Linked DNA regions of Mus musculus: region 1 is linked to region 2. A link is a loop called in an ENCODE intact Hi-C map of the cell type or tissue named here. Cell type or tissue: gastrocnemius. All regions are shown on one strand.

Region 1 (8,000 bases), 71 kb before region 2:
AGGCCCTGGGAGCTGGAGGAGCCTCTTCCCAGACCCCCCTCTTCCCCTTCCTAATGAGCTCGGAGACGCCGGCTGGCCGGACGCAGCAGGCAATGGACAATTAGCGGAGGGGCCTGTCCCGCACGGGCTGCGCCGGGCATCAGGGCCTTAAGTGTCTGCTTATGAAATCACAGCTAGGTCTGGAGCCTCTCTGCCCCGGCCTCCCCCTCCTGGGACGCCACACACAGCCTTGGGCGAGGCAGCCCCCAGGGATGTGGCTCAGCCCACAGGATCCGGGGAAAACACAGGCAGAGAAACACAGGAAGACATTCCCACTCAGCACAAAGGCCCTGGCGTCAGCAGGGGACGGGTGGGCACATTCCTGAGGGCAGTGACAAAGAGGATGGCCACTCATCTCTGGGGATGGGAGCGATGTCAAGCCCGATGTATCTTCAGGCCTCGCTTTCTCCCTCTGAGTAGTGGGAGAATTTCGAATCGGACCAACAGGGACCCAAAAAGGAGACCCGTGGGGAAGGCTCAGCACCTGGCTTATCCCACGCAGGCCAGCAGCCATTTTACTACATTTAATAATTCGAAGATTCCCTCTCTCACCTGCCACAAGTGCTGGGTACTGTTGCTAGGAAACATGTATTTCTAAGGATGACACTGGACATATTGACAGGAACGGTAGAGTATCACCATTCTATTTGGACCAACAGTGTTCCAAATGTCAGAATGTCTAGCATTGCTGGCCTCTCCATCCCCACTTCTATAACAGTGTATCCCAAAATGAGCCAGGCTATGTTTCAATAAAACTTTATTTGTGAGCACCAAGTTTTAAATTTTTTATCAGTTTAATGGGTTGTGAGATGTATGTTCGTACATACATACATACATACATACATGTCTTTTAAAAAGTTTTATATGACAGGGCTGAAGAGGTGGCTCAATGGTTAAGAGCACTGGCTGCTCTTGCAGAGGGCCCAGGTCAGTATCTAGTACCCACATGACAGCTCACAAGCCTCTGATGGCACTGGGTACACATGTAGCACACAGATATACATGCAGGCAAAACATCCATACACATAAGAGATTTTAAAGTTTGTACATCAGTGTTTCGCCTGCAAGTATGTCTTGTAGCACATGTATGCTTGGTACCCCAAGAGGTCAGAAGAAGGCATGGGATTCCCTGGAACTGGAGTTACAGACGGTTGTGAACAGCCATGTATAGAACCCAGATCCTCTGGAAGAGCAGCCAGTGCTCTCAATCACTGAGAAACCTCTCTAACCCATTTGGTTTATTTCAAGACGTTAAAAAAAAAAAGATTAAAACCACATCGGTCTGGATGGCTCAGTGGGTAAAGAGTCACTACCAAGCCCGAGGACCTGGGTTTGATCCCTGGTACCCACATAATGGAAGGAGAGAACAGACTCACGAGTTGTCCTTTGACCTCCACATATAATGTCATCATGCACACATGTACACATGTTTTTTTTTTCTGGCAAAATGTGTATGAGTTCCAAGGTCATACAAACAGGGGTAATATGTCAGATTTAGCATGTGGGTCAACGTTTGTACACACTTGATCTAGAATAGTAATTTGCTCAGAGATATTATAAATATTTAATCCTACATAATTTTAAATGGTCTGAGTAGTCACATTTAAAAATCAGGGAGAAGCTAGGTGTAGCTCAGTGGTAGAGTGCATAACTACCCATCTTGGTCTTTACAGCAATAAGTAAATAATTATGATAGTAATGATGTTGATGATAATGATAGCAATGTGTGCTTTGGTATCCTTTTAAGCCAGTATATGCTAAAGATTCTCTCTCTCTCTCTCTCTCTCTCTCTCTCTCTCTCCCCCCTCCCTCATGTGTGTATGTATATATATGAAGGCCAGAGGACAACCTAGGTCATCCTTAGAGACACCACCCACCTCCATGGAGACAGAGGCTCATTGACCTGGGGCTCACTCATTAGGTTGGCTACTCCTTGGGTTCCAGGGATCAAAGTCAGGACCTGGTACCTGCAAGGCCAGCACTTCACTGACTGAGCCACCCAGGCCGAACTTTGTTTTAATAGGCAATCAGTTTTAAAGATTAATGAGATGTTGTATAGGGTGTGTGTGTATGTGTGTGTGTGTGTGTGTGTGTGTGTGTGTGAAGTGTTTGAGGCTTTAAAATAGGTCAAAGTTAAACACACTCACTCATCCAGGGTTCTTTATCTGCTACGTGGGGTCCATGGTTGGTACCAACTAAAGTGACATTATCAAGCAGCCACTGATCCAACATCTACATCTGTGTCAAGATGTAAAGCATGCTCCCCCTCTGTGTGTGTGTGTGTCTTTGTCTTTGTCTTTCTCTCTTTTTCTGTGTATGTGTGTGTCTGTCTCTATGTCTCTGTATCTCTCTTCTCTTTGTCTCTTTGTCTCTGTGGCTTTCTTTCTTCTCTCTCTCTCTCTGTCTCTCTGTGTGTGCCTTTGCATCTGTGTCTCTTCTCTCTGTCTCTGTGTGTGTGTGTCTGTCTCTGTGTCTCTGTGTTTCTGTCTCTTCTTCCTGTCTCTCTCTGCCTTTCTGTATCACTGTGTCTGTCTGTCTGTCTTTGTATCTGTGTGTGTGTCTGTCTCTGTGTCTCTTCTTTGTCTCTGTCTCTGTCTCTGTCTCTGTCTCTGTCTCTCTCTCTCTCTCTCTCTCTCTCTGTGTGTGTGTGTGTGTGTGTGTGTGTGTGTGTGTGTGTGTGTGTGTGTAAGCTAGAAGAGCTATGGCTCTTCAGACATTTATCTTGTATGTTGAGACAGGCTCTCCCACTGAATCTGGATTTCTCTGAGTAAGCTAGTCCAGCCAAAGAGCCCAGGGAGCCATCTGCCTCTCTATGTCCTCAGAACTGGATTACAAGTTCAAGCCGTCAGACCCAGCTTTACCATGATCTTCCTAGAATGTTCTCTGTAATCCCACCTCCAACATCTCCTGGCCACAGAGGCTCCTAGCCTCTCACCTCCTTCCTCCACTTTCTTATACCCTGTCTTCTTCATGGTTGCAGTCTCTAGTACCAGCCATTGAAGTCCCTGGCTCACATCCTCTCCCAGTTAAGTCTATCCTTAGCACGTGCCCTGAGATAGCCCTGTCCTACTAGTGGCCATATTTTTTCTCTGCCCTTGCCTTGGGCTACGGACATATCATGATGGTGAGCTTGGTGTGTCCATATAATTAGCTGTCAAACACCAGTCCACTTGGGTGTGGCTGAAAGGTATGGAAGACATCCTGGATGCTACATGGTCTACATGGGCCGAGCCTCATCAATTGGAATCCTTAAGAAGCCCAAACTGAGGTTTCTAGAGCCCATTGTCACCTCAAGACCATGGCATCAGCTCCCGATTGAATTCCAGTTGGCTGGCTGCCCTGGGGCTTTGAGACCATGCCAATGCCCACAGTCAGAAGTCAGTTCCTTAGACTAAATCTCCCTTTCAGACAGGATCTCACTATGTAGCCTTGGCTGTCCTAGAACTCGCCTTGTAGACCAGGCTGGTCTCAAACTCAAAGAAACCTCTGTATACTCTGTCTCCTGGGTGCTGGGGACTGGAGATCTGTTTGGTCTTGTTTCTCTGATTTACACAACAGCTCCACAGCTCATGAGCTTCTTCTTTTTAGTGTTCTTGCCAATCACTCAGACAGCCACTCTGACATCTTATCTGTCCCTTGGCTCTCTAACCATCTTGTCTACACTTCCTGGTCTCAACATCTCTTTTTCTACCTTCTTCATCTGTTAGTATGGAGGAGTACCCTCCCACACCAACCTCCACCAAGGTTAGGTGCCTCCAACCCTATCACCCAGCATCCTTGAATGACTTAGAACCTGACTCATGTATTTTTTTTTCTGGTGTTTGTTCTATGATCAGCAGGAGGGAGGGGGTTTGCTCTTCCACATAGCCTAGAAGGGCGTGAATTCTAGGTGTCCAGCTATCAGCTATTAAATGAATGGCTTGCTATCTCTGCTCATTAGGTTTCACATTTGTCCTCTGAGGTAGGCACATTTAACATTTTTTCATAGATAAGGAGGCCCCAGGATCAAAGAAACTGGAAGTCATGTGTCCTCATTTGCAGGGACAGGAGTCGAAAGGGCAGTAGGTGGACCCGGTCAGATCTGCCCTGCCATGGTTGGCACAAGGCCACCGCTGATGCTCTCTCTGAAGAGTGTGAACAGTGGGAGGGGCAGGAGTGAGTCACACACCTTAGCTGGGGCCCAGGTCGAATGCTGCTGAGGCTGTTGTTCATGCGAACTCACCGGAGTACCTGCTTAGCTGTGCCTTTGTTTCTCCATCCCCGCCACAGGGACAGTCACGTCAACCTCATAAATTTCTACTTCCCTTCCATCTTCTGCAGTCTACCACATTCCCCACAGTCTCCCCTTCTAAGCCTGCCTTACCCCTCCCAGGGGTTCTCTGCTCTATCCTACTGAAGGATTCTTCAGCTTTAGCTTGCAGGCATGGACAGGGAGTCACTATTTTATTTCTGGACATCAAATCCTAAAGCCTTCTGGTTCCTCTACTATGATATCTACCCTCCTGTGGGCCACCGGCATGCCCTGACTCTTGCCACCTGCTGGCCAGATCCCTTGAATAACACTGCCCAGATGGGTTGGGATTAAACCTGGGAAGGGATAGAAGAGTGGAGACTTGTGTCACCTAGACACATAGGAAAAACTCCTGTCTGACACCAGCTGAGTCTGAACCCCAGCTCAGTTCTTTGCTGGCTTTCTTTGGCCTTAGGAAAGAGATATAACCTTTGGGCTTGTTTATTTCTCCTGTGAGGTATTAGGAACAACACCAGGCCACGTAGGGAGTGCCACCTGGATTGTTGATGGCGATGATCCTCAGAGAGATCCCTGAGGGACTTCCTGCCAGCATCAATGGCCTTCACTTCCTACAAACATGTGTAGTTGGCATTTCTCGGGATCCCTGTGGTTTGATGAGGGTCTCCTGATAAGCTTCTGGCGAATGAAATGTGTCTCCTCTCATTAGGATTCCTCCATGCCTTTTCTTCCCTCACCCGTCAGCCAGATGCAGGAATCGAGGAGTTATCATTGCTGCCGATCACCTTAATTCTCAGACTGTGGGCCCTACACCAGAAGTGTGAGCCTGGATTCCATCCAGAGAGACTGCACCAGGAAGCCTGGAGGCCGGCCCAGCAGCTGGGCTTTGACAAGTCTCCCAGGGCCTTCAGGGTTTTTGTTCCAATTAGCAAAGGTGCTTCTCTAAAAGATGGCAGAGGGAGGACGGCTGGGTTTCTGGGGTAGCACAGTACACTCCTGTTCTCTGTTCATGTGGTTAAGCAACTGCATTTTGGGGTGCTTGTGAATTCGCTGTGCTGATTACAGACATCCAAGAAACTGAAGCAGCCTGGGTGTGTATGGAGACTCTGGGATGTATAGCAGGCATAGCAGCTTCTCCTCCTCCTCCTCCTCCTCCTCTTCTCCCCCCCCCCCCCCCCCCGTTTACATGTGCTTGTAAGCCAACCTTGGGTATCATTCTTCTGCATGCTGTCTACATTTTCTCCTTCTCCTTCTCCTTCTCCTTCTCCTTCTCCTTCTCCTTCTCCTTCTCCTTCTCCTTCTCCTTCTCCTTCTCCTTCTCCTTCTCCTTCTCCTTCTCCTTCTCCTTCTCCTTCTCCTTCTCCTTCTCCTTCTCCTCCTCCTCCTCCTCCTTCTCCTTCTCCTCCTCCTCCTCCTTCTTTCTTCTCCTCCTATTCCTCCTTTTCTTCCTCCTCTTCCTTTCCTTCCTTCTCCTCCTCTTCTTCATCATCATCAGTGACAGAGTCTCTCCATTATGTAGCCCTGGTTAGTCTGGAACACTAGACCAGGCTGGCCTTAAACTCAGAGACCCACTTGCCTCTGACCTCTGAGTGCTGGGATTAAAGGCATGTGCTACCATTTAAATGTTTCAACATTATATTTATTTATATTTGGGAGATGGCTTGTTGAGACTAGGGGACAGCTTGCAGCAATCGATTCTCTTCTGCTATCATTTGGGTCCCACCCTAATGATCCAACTCATGCCCTCCAGTTTGGTGGCAAGTTCTTGGACTCCTGAGCTACACTGCCAGCCCTCCACTGCTTTCTGAGACAGGATCTCCCACTGACCCAGAGATCTCGGATTCAGCTAGGACAGTGATGCTTGTGTCTGCTTTCCCAGCCTGGAGCTCACACTAGCAAGCCTCTATGCCTTACTCTCTTATGTTGGCTTTGGGGGTAGAATTCAGGTCCTTGAACTTACAGGGCAAGCGTTTTACCCACTGAGCTGTCTCCTCAGCCCCTCCCGCATCCTTTCTGCAGAGTCTGGGGGAACTAAGGTGGTGGCGAAAGATGAGACAAGACACCATGCATTGGAGACCTGCCGGTGTTGCAGCAGCTGGTGCTGGGTGGTTGAGGGCTGTTGCTCACAGTGAGTGACCTCCCTAGGCAAGGTGACAGGAAGCCGGAGACAGACATCAGCCCAGCAGCCTCCAATTAGTTATCATCTCTGACCCCATCAGAGCTGGAGGAAATGCTGGCACTTTCCGGCACTCGGGCCCACCTGCCTGGAGGGCTGGTGGCCTCAGAAGCTAGGGTGGTGGCATCCAAAGGCCCCAGACTAACAGAGCCCCGCTTATTCTAGAGTTCTGCAAAGGGTTAGTAGGTGGAGGGGGGGCAGGCGGCTGGGCAGCAGGGAGGAAGTATCTATTCGTGAGCAATCACAAGAGGTCAGGTTGACCTCTTGGCCTGGCCTGGGGCTGAACAGGCTACATGTGCACCAGGCCTCACTCCCCTGCCTTTGTGAGCAGATGGGGGCTTTAGGGGTAGAGGATTGGCTGCTTTAGGAGTTGGAGAGTCTCCGCCTGTCTGCACAGCTGGAGAGAAGAATGCCTGGTGTGATGGCTTCCTTGCGTTATTACATGGGGTATTCTAGGTGGCATCTACAGTCCATAGAGCTACTAGAGGCCCGTGGCTACCTGGAATGCATTGTTCCTGCCCGACACCATAGAATACACTGGTGGGTTGCACAGGGATACTTGCTCAGTGTGCGTACTTTCACATCACCACCACCACCACCATCGTCATCATCATCATCATCATCATCATCGCCATGCTCTCCCCACATCATGGTGAGAAGCAGTCACCTGCCAGTGTACATCCTTAGGCAAGATGAGCTTGAGGTCTGAGCTATGTGAGTTGACCCTAAGAAACCCAAGCTTTCCCTTCAAGCTGTGTTAAAATGCATATGGCACAAAACTTATCATGCTCAAATACGCACTAGAGCCAGTGCTGGGTCTGGGTCTCCAGTTTGGTGACAGGGTGGGTTACTGGGAGGCAGGAGGTATCGTTCTAGAAGGTCTGTACCTCTATGTGTGTGTGTGTATGTGTGTGTTTGTGTTTCTGAATGTGTGTGTGTGTGTGTCTGTGTGTGTGTCTGTGTGTGTCTCTCTGTGTGTATGTGTGCCTATGTGTGTCTGTGTGTCTCTCTGTTAGGTATATGTGAGGTGTGTGTGTGTCTGTGTGACTGTGTCTGTGTGTGTGTATCTGTGTGTGTCTGTATGTAGGTCTGTGTGTCTGTGTGTGTGTGTATGAGTGCATACTCAGGGGCATACTGAGGCGGGGCCTATTCCCAGAAGCCTCAAGCATCCTAGGATGGCTGACTTAGGTACCACCATATCTGCTTCACTCTTGAGTCTAGAGTGCTTATGTCTTACCTTCTAGCTCCTTTCACACTGGCCTGGTGGCCTCTCCAACCTGCACGCTACCTTCCAAGTTTCCCTCTGATAAAAACCCCTGGATGTTTAGCCCTGTCTTGCAGTGCATGGGCATGGGTAGTTCAGACAAACACCCACAAGGGTAGAAACTGATTAGCCTCTTTATCCAGGGAGGAAATCGAGGCCCGAGAGAAAGATGTTTTAGGTTAGTGGGGAGGAAGGGCATGGAAGAGTCTGATCTGATCTTCAGATCAGTCATGATGCTCATCTCAGTGGAATGGGACGCCATCTGATCATCT
Region 2 (8,000 bases):
AGGGCTCATCACAAAAGCAGATAACAGCAACCCAGGCCTTAGGTAAGTGTCAGCTCCCACTGGGGCCTTGAGGATCAGATAAATATAATCTACAAGGACCAAAGACAGAAGAGCAAAGCCTGGCGGCTGACTTCCAGTTGGGGCACATTCCTTCTTTTCCTTCTTTAAATGTCCCATCTTTGTCCATTAGAGACCTTCAGTCTCCACAGGGTAAACAAACCAAAGGCTATAAAAGGCTTCATCTGGCTCCTACCCCTCCTTTGAGTCCAGCCCACCCCCTGCCAGAAAAAAAAAAAAAAGGTGTTGTATAAATAAAAAATACTGTCATTCTAATGCGCTGGACAAATGCGTGATAAAGATCAGAGCAGGGGCCAAGGCCCTTCTCAGCCACCTCGGCAGGGGGGCTAGGCACAACTCTGCTCTTAACCACTAAGACAAGCCATGTTGCATAGCCTCTGAGATGGGCGAAGAAATGAAGGAAATTCCCCATTTCCTGGCAGCGAGGTTGGGCGAGCCTGGCCTGGCCGCGGTTCTGACTTTGATGTGGAGATATGACCAGCACCGATCTCCAAAGGGACACTGTGTAATGAAGTGACATTGGCTTTTCCATGCAAAGCACAGTCACTGGAGGAGTCTTGCAATGGGAAACTGACGGTTCCTGGGGAGGGAAGCTACCACTAGTCACAGAGGGTGACTTTGAACCCAAGTGGCATGTCTGGGCTATTCAGTTCTGAGATGTTTGGGACAGGCATACATGAGTCTGGGTGTATACCCGTCTGTCAGTATGGAGATGGGTATAAAAGTTCCAGCATTTGGCAATGATCTGAATGAGGGAATTTATATGCCACCCGACAGCAGCCAGATGCACCACGGGCACTGTATTCCCAGAATGGAATTCTACACAGCCTTGAAAAGGGAGCTGCTATAATGCACAGTGGCCAAGACTCGTCCCACAGAGAGGGTGAAGGGTGAAGCTGGATAGATCTATTCAGATAAAGCTTAAAACTTGAAAACCTAACAGCTGCCGAACAGTTAGTGAGGGAAACCCCTCTCTCTGGACAAAGAAGGAACATAATTCTGATTTTCCTAGAGACCTCGTGTCTCTTCACTTCTAGTCTTTAACTGGTAAGGGAAGGTTTTGGGTTTGGTGCCTCAGCACATACCACTGCTGGACCCTCAGCGATATTTTCAGGAATGGTCATGTGACTCAAAGGCAGTCCAAGCACTGACTGCTACCCCACCCCCACCCCCATTCCGAGAGTCACACACAATGGAATCAAGACTCCTGGAACTTACAAGGGAGAACTTAGAGAATGAATAGGAGCCCGGTGAGCCACTGGGAGCTGTGCGGACACACCTGGAGAGGAGGTATATCAAAATCAGCATGGCTGGGACACAGAGAGGGGCCAATCTTAGCCAACCCGAGCTGATTTCCCGCATCTGCCTGCTCCATCATCCACGTCAGCAGGACCACACTCCTGGTAGGTGTGAGCTGCTGTGACCGTGACCCCTATTCTAACTGGGCTCCAGAAACCTTCCATTTTCTGGTAAGCAGTACCACTGAGAACAGATTCTGGGTACTGGTACAACCCAGTGGGTTTTAATTCCCACTCCGCCCCCTATAGGTAAGGGAGGGAATGGCGTGAGGCAGGGAGCTGCACTGAGGAGAAACAAGAGCCATTATTATTTCTCCTGTCTGGAGGGGATCTGAGCGAGCCTCACTCGATGCCACAGGACCCACCTTCGACAGTGCCTCTCCCACCCTTACCCCCTCACCTGTCATTTTCCCTCCTAGATCTATACCTCTTCTTGCATAGAGTGGGCATATCCCTCTGCAGGATAAGTCTCGCTGTTAATACCCCTCAAGGACGTCTGTGTCCATTTCTGGACTCGATGGTACTTTGGCCTTTTAGTGTTGTTGGTTTTGAGTTGGAGTCTTACTCTGTGTGCCTAGGCTGGCCTAGAATTCACCACTTAGTTCTGGCTAGCTTCAAATCCACAGCCACTCTTTTATGTCAGACTCTCTAGTGCTAGGCTCATAGGTGAGCATCATCCGCACCTGGCTTCAATCTTGTACGTAATAGTACAATCCTTGTTATTGATATCGAGTATTGAGTTCACACTCACTGTGCTGAGAGCATCACTTGAATCCTGTACTGTCCTCTGTGTTGCCTCTGTGTTGACACTTGCCCAGGCTGGCAGCACACCTCGTCCAAGTGAGCTGCCCCCTGGAGGTGATCCAAGCTTAGCTTTTTCATAGGTCCTGCTATCCAAGTTGGCAGAGTCACATCTCCAAAGATGTTTACTTTGTTCGGGCTCTTGACTCCTGGGAGGAAGGCTTGTTTTCATTGGGCAGGTGTAGAAACCTGAGGTTGCCAGAGGCGCAGAGAACCCGCCCCAGAGCCGTCACTTCACTGAGGTGCCCTGATGTCAGTCATGCAGATTGACACACTTACAGGACTTAGAGGTCACAGCCTTTGTCCCAAAAGCCAGGTGTGGCCACCCATCCTCAATAAGGCAGAGGAAGCAATCAAATTAATAGTGAAAAGCAACAAATGGTGATTGATCCGATTGGGGCCATGTTGAGAAGGATGTGGGATCCAGCGATGTCCCGTCCCGTCCCGTCCCGTGCCCCCCCCCCCCCCCCACCGCACCAAGTCCATCTTCTGGATCCTGACCTGAGGGGTATGGTTTAAATAGAAAGTACAGAGCCTCAAGGTGTGGTACCCCATCCACTGCTCCCAGCTTCTAGTCCCTAACGCAAGGGCGTCTGACAAGCTGTCAATCTTTTTTAGGAGACACGCCCCTCCTCTGGCAGCCCCCAGAGTCAGATCACTTCTCCTCCTATCAGGAAATTCCGGGAGGAATCTTGTAATTTCTTGGGGGTGCTTTTTTTTTTTCTCTTTTAATTATCTGATAGCTGGAGGGGACCCAAGTGTCTCTTTAGAATCTATCCTGGGGAAAGCCTGCAGGAGGTCTTCTTCACTGGGCGTTGGATTTGAACTTGAGAGGAGGGACTGGTACCCTACCTGTGGACATTTTACTGGCAAGGAATGGGAGTTTACCACGGAACGAAGCCCTCTTACTCAAGTTCGGGTCAGGGAGAAGGAGATGGGGTTTGTAAAGCATCAGGGCTAGGGTGAGCCAGCCTGCATACCCACCCCATTGTTCCCCGCTTGGCAGCCAGCTCCAACGCAGGTAAATAGAAAGGATGCCGTCATTGTTTGTCGCTGGTCCTAATGACTTTAGGCTTTGTGTCTCTGGAGCCAGGCCTCACCCCCGGGAAGCTGGCCCGTGGCCTGAGAGGCACCAGCCGCCTTTGAAACAATGGCCTTTGTTCTTCATACTTTCCCTATCAAAGCCTCACAGCGGGGATGGCCCTCCGAGGCGCTGGGCGCCTGGATAATTCCTGTCCCAGAGCGGGGAGGGGAGCCAGGAAAGGAGAGGCCAGGTGCAACTTTGACCCAGTTAGGTTAGCTGGGGTTACAGACCTGCTTGTTAGGAAGGGGCCCTGTGAGTAAAGGGTCCGGTAACTCCTCTCGATCCATGTTTCTCTCAGTACTTTCAGGGAATTCAAAGTCTTGGAACGACAGGTATGAGCCAAGAGGTATCTATAGCAATGCCAATGACAATAATAGCAATAGTAGTAGTAGTAATAACAATAATAATAATAATAATAAATTTCTATTAGCTCTCTGATGGCTTCACACTGCTGTTTTGATCCCTGGTTTTTCAATGAAAAGATCAAGGGTCAAGAAAGACCCCGTCAGTCAGTCGATGGCCACAAAGTGAGGTTTTTTTGTTTGTTTGTTTTGTGGGTTATTTTTTGTTTTGATTTGATTTGTTTTTTTGAGACGGTTTCTCTGTGTAGCCCTGGCTGTCCTGGAACTCACTCTGTAGATCAGGCTGGCCTCGAACTCAGAAATCTGCCTGTCTCTGCCTCCCAAGTGCTGGGATTAAAGGCGGGCGACACCACTGCCCAGCTTGTTTTGTTTTGTTTTGGCAATTGTACCTGAGCTCTGATGCTTAGCCAGACCATGTGACCTTGGGAGGCTCTTTTGTCAGCCTCATTTTGCTCATCTGTGAAATGGGATGAGGTTTGTTAGCACTTGGGTGTCGTTGGCTCCCTGTGGGAAACAGAAAGCACACCTCCCCCCAACGGTTCAAACGTTGAGAATTTAAATCATACAGTGGAGGGGATGGCGATTAAGAATAAAAAACCAAACAGGGCCCCTCCAGCACCCAGAATCTATCAAGGGTCAGTAGTTTACATACATGCAGGGGTGTGAGTCTTAAAAGATGAGATTTCTGAACTGCAGGGCAAGGAGAGGCTTAGACTTTCAGGGATATGGAGAAATGCCCTGTCACTTGCTGGGGTCTCCTGCCTGAGGGAGTCTCTCTCTCTCTCTCTCTCTCTCTCTCTCTCTCTCTCTCTCTCTCTGTCCCTCGCTGTGGGAAAGCCTTCATTAGAGCCAGGCATCCTGGAGACACACTGTTTGCAGGGGCAAAACCTCTGAGCATCATAGACAGAGCAGAGGAGAGTGCAGACAGAGTGCCGGGACCCAGCCTTCCAGGGTCCTTATGTCAGTCAGCCACTCTGGTCCACAGGAGGTACATGCAAAGCCATTTCTGTGTTGAAGACCTACTCCATGCCAGGGACAGAAGAGGACCCTGGCACATGGTAACTGTCTTCTGACCCCCACGGAGCCCTTAACCTTTCCACGTCCAGTTTCCTTTTCTGAGGTGACCCACACTCCTGTAAGGGTTTCCTGAGTTAAATCCAGGGAGCCCTTGAAAGGTTCGCAGACCCTTGAAATGATTGCCTTCAAGATGGGCTCTCCGATGGATGAGCTAAGCTGAGAAGGTGATATGTGTTGCTCTCTCAGGAGCAGCTATTGATTGGGGAGCAGAGCCAGGAAGCCTGTTCCTATCAAGTGGATTGAGAAGGCCTCCTCTCTAACTCTGATGATGGTGCTACCACCTGGAGGGGGATTAGGGAAATTTTAAGAGCCGGAATGAAGCAGCCAGGACAGAGGATGGCTTGGATGCTGAGGCAGAAAGAGCTTGAGAGGCTCAGGGGACCAGGGAAATACCAGGTTGGAGGAACACAGGTAGAGGCTGAGGTTAGGGGAGGGCTGAGTGGCCCAGGCCGTAGAGGCCTGTGTGGGAAACTAGAATTCCTCACACACACACAAAAAGAAAACAAAAACAAAAACCCAAGAAAGACATGGTTGTGAGAAGAGATACAGCCAGGATTTTTTTTTAATGTGAGTTTCTGAAAAAGCACGATGCAAGAAAGAATTAAGTATTAAATATGGAAGGGTTTTTCTGGGGACAGGTGTCCGAACACTGGAGAATTAGAGAGGAGTCTGGAGAGGGCCATAGAGCTGTGGTGCTGGCCGCCTTCTTCGGAAAAGAGAGGGTATTATGAAAGGCAAGGAACCTTCCGTTGAGCCATCTGCCCAAGGGATGGCGTGTTTTCCAGAAACTTCCCTGCCTGGGTACCCCGCTGCCTGGAGTTAGGCTTCTGTAAAGGTACAACCGGTAACAGTTGGCAGGACATCTTCAAGCATGGCCCTCTTCAGCCACTGCACCAAATACCACCTCCAGGATCTCAGTCAGCCCTGGCCCTGACAGACAGGCAATAGCATCTTCTCACAGATTCAAAGCTGAGGCCCAGAGGATGCCGGGCCTTGTTCCCTGCCCAAGGCTACGCAGCCAGGAAATGTCAGAGCTGGGGTTCAAACCTGTGTACATACTTCTCATTAACCCACACTCTACATGAGTACAGACCTGGCCACAGGTACAACAATGATATGGGGAGCCTGGTACCTCTCCTCTTGTCCCTCTGGGCTCCCTGGAGTCCTCCCTACCTGCAGGTGTGAATGCAAGGTGCACCCTTTCTGGTTTGCATTTTTCATCCACACTGTTTTGAGGAGATGGGCCAGGAAAGTGGCCAGGAGGTTATGGAAGGTTCTAGTTGCAGAGCCCCACCCAGGGGCTGCGTGGGCAACCCCAGATGGAACTCACGGGAGGTCACACAGAGATAAGAGCCTGCTGGTGAGTCAGGAGCTGCCTGGCTCCATCTCTGTCCCTTCGGGGCCACTCTACTGACACCCTGCAAATCCCCTGCCTCCCAGGAGGAAGTCAGGCCTGTAGCCTTGCTTCCTGTTATTATACTGTTTTTTACAGCCTGGAATTGATTTAAGTGTTACGCTCTTGCTAAGAATACGCCCTGACAGTTGAAAGGAACTCTTAGGATTGTCTTAATTTGTGAAGAATTAGTTGTCGCTAGGTTATTTTTTTATTTATTTTTTTTTCCTTTCCCTTCTCTGCTTTCTTCTCCGCAGGGTCAGGCTGGAGCCCGGTCATTGTTGTTAAATTTAGATCTGAAACTATATTGGGCCTGGTCCTGTGTCACTAAGCTTTCACTACCTAAAACAGGAAGGAAGGCTCCAGCTGGGGACTTTCAGAAAGCCAAGGAACTTTCTGAAGGCCTCGCTCGGGGCAGTGAGACTGAGTAGAAAGCACTAGATTCGGGTAGGGAGGGAGAGATCCAGGGAGGGTTGTTTGTCTTAAATTTAATAAGAAAAAGGAAAAAAAAATCCTCCTTCTCCATGTACCTGTGCCCGGATCTGCAGCCATGGTAGAGTGTGGGAGGCGAGAGCTGCATGCCTGAGTTCAAATCCAAGCTCGGTCACTTTCTAGCTATGTGGTTTTGAGCAGGCCGTGAGATTTCAGCTTCCAGGGGCCACAGTTTCCCGTCTGTGAAATGATGACGGTACCGCCTGTCTCTCGTGGCTGGGAGTGCACGGGGGTAAGGCAGGTGACATTTGGTCCAGTGCTTGATCTGATGTGGATGCGTTTGAAGACAAGCTGGCAACTTTGAAATCCGAACTGCTCCCAGATCCAGACCTTTCTGAGGGCTGACCTGACACCACAAACAGAATAATATTCCTGACCACAAGGAGACAGACCCAAGCAGGTTGATTCAAAATATTACATAAAATTACCTCCTGTCTACATACAATTCATGTTTAGTCTTGAGTCCTGTCCCCAGGATAACTCGTGGCACAGACGCAAATATTTCCAAATCTGAAATTGGGACACTTCTGGCCCAAGGCATTTTGTTTCCAGGGTATAGAACCCTAAACTAGCTCCAGACTCCATGATTGGTGGTAGCATTTAAATTTAGATAATATCAAGGAAAGATTTAGAGATAAACACACACACACACACACACACACACACACACACACACACACATACACACACACACACACACACACACACACACAGTTTCCATGACTGCAATCACTAGCTATTTAACAAGTGAGGCTCACTATGAAACAGCAAAGGTAATGGCCAATGCTGACTGAGTGTCCTGCCTGGCACTGAGCTAAGTCCTTTCTATATGAAATAATATATAGCAGTTGTTTAAAAAGCAACCTGAGGTTTGGGGTGGAGGGGACTCACAATCCTTATCACAGGGACTTTGGAGATCATACTAAACAGATTTTTATCCTCAGGGTAATTAGAGCCATTGGTGATTTTAGGCCCACGATGGTCACAAGATTTCACACAAGAGATCCAGTGTCGATGCACCCTGGAAGGTCCTAGCCAACTTCTTCTGTCTCTTGGCTCCATGTGTACCGTACAGGGACAGTCACAATTATGAGCTTATTGTGGGGACAAGCTAGGGAGGGGTTTGAGGATGAACGTGGGACTCTTAGCCTCAGAGGTGACAGTCCCCTGGTAATGTCATCCTAGAGGTGTGGCCCAGGGAGGTTGAGTAGGTGAGGAGGGGAGAGCTGAGATGTGTGGACTTTATATTTCACAGGCTCACCCCTCCAGCCATACCCTGTTCTTAGAACTCCTTACTCCTGAAGCGGTGAGATTAGATCTAGAGACAGACCTGGGCTGGTTTTTCAGAAACTGAAACCTGGCCAGGTGGAGCCTGTTTTCCCTGTGTACTAGCAACATGACTTGGGGGCATCTGG

Evidence for each region. Peaks named below come from ENCODE experiments on the same cell type or tissue, not always from the same donor. Only the 100,000 strongest peaks of a DNase experiment are listed, where the experiment ranks them.
Region 1: a loop joins it to region 2, with 3 times the contacts of the local background. A loop is called at or near these places in 6 of 42 quality-filtered maps.

The regions. Positions count from the first base shown.
Region 1 is chr5:118,981,069-118,989,068 of GRCm38, forward strand. No RefSeq gene overlaps it. Among named protein-coding and RNA genes, the nearest start is that of 4930413E15Rik, 33 kb to the left of the region's middle. In gastrocnemius, no CTCF peak of the experiment used is centred here; a DNase peak (open chromatin) is centred at 3,382; H3K27ac peaks cover 1,352 bases.
Region 2 is chr5:119,052,315-119,060,314 of GRCm38, forward strand. Gm30895 (a long non-coding RNA gene) reads left to right here and starts at 1,312. Exons shown (of 4, transcript XR_878728.1): 1 at 1,312-1,481. In gastrocnemius, a CTCF peak has its summit at 1,619; a DNase peak (open chromatin) is centred at 3,314; H3K27ac peaks cover 6,173 bases.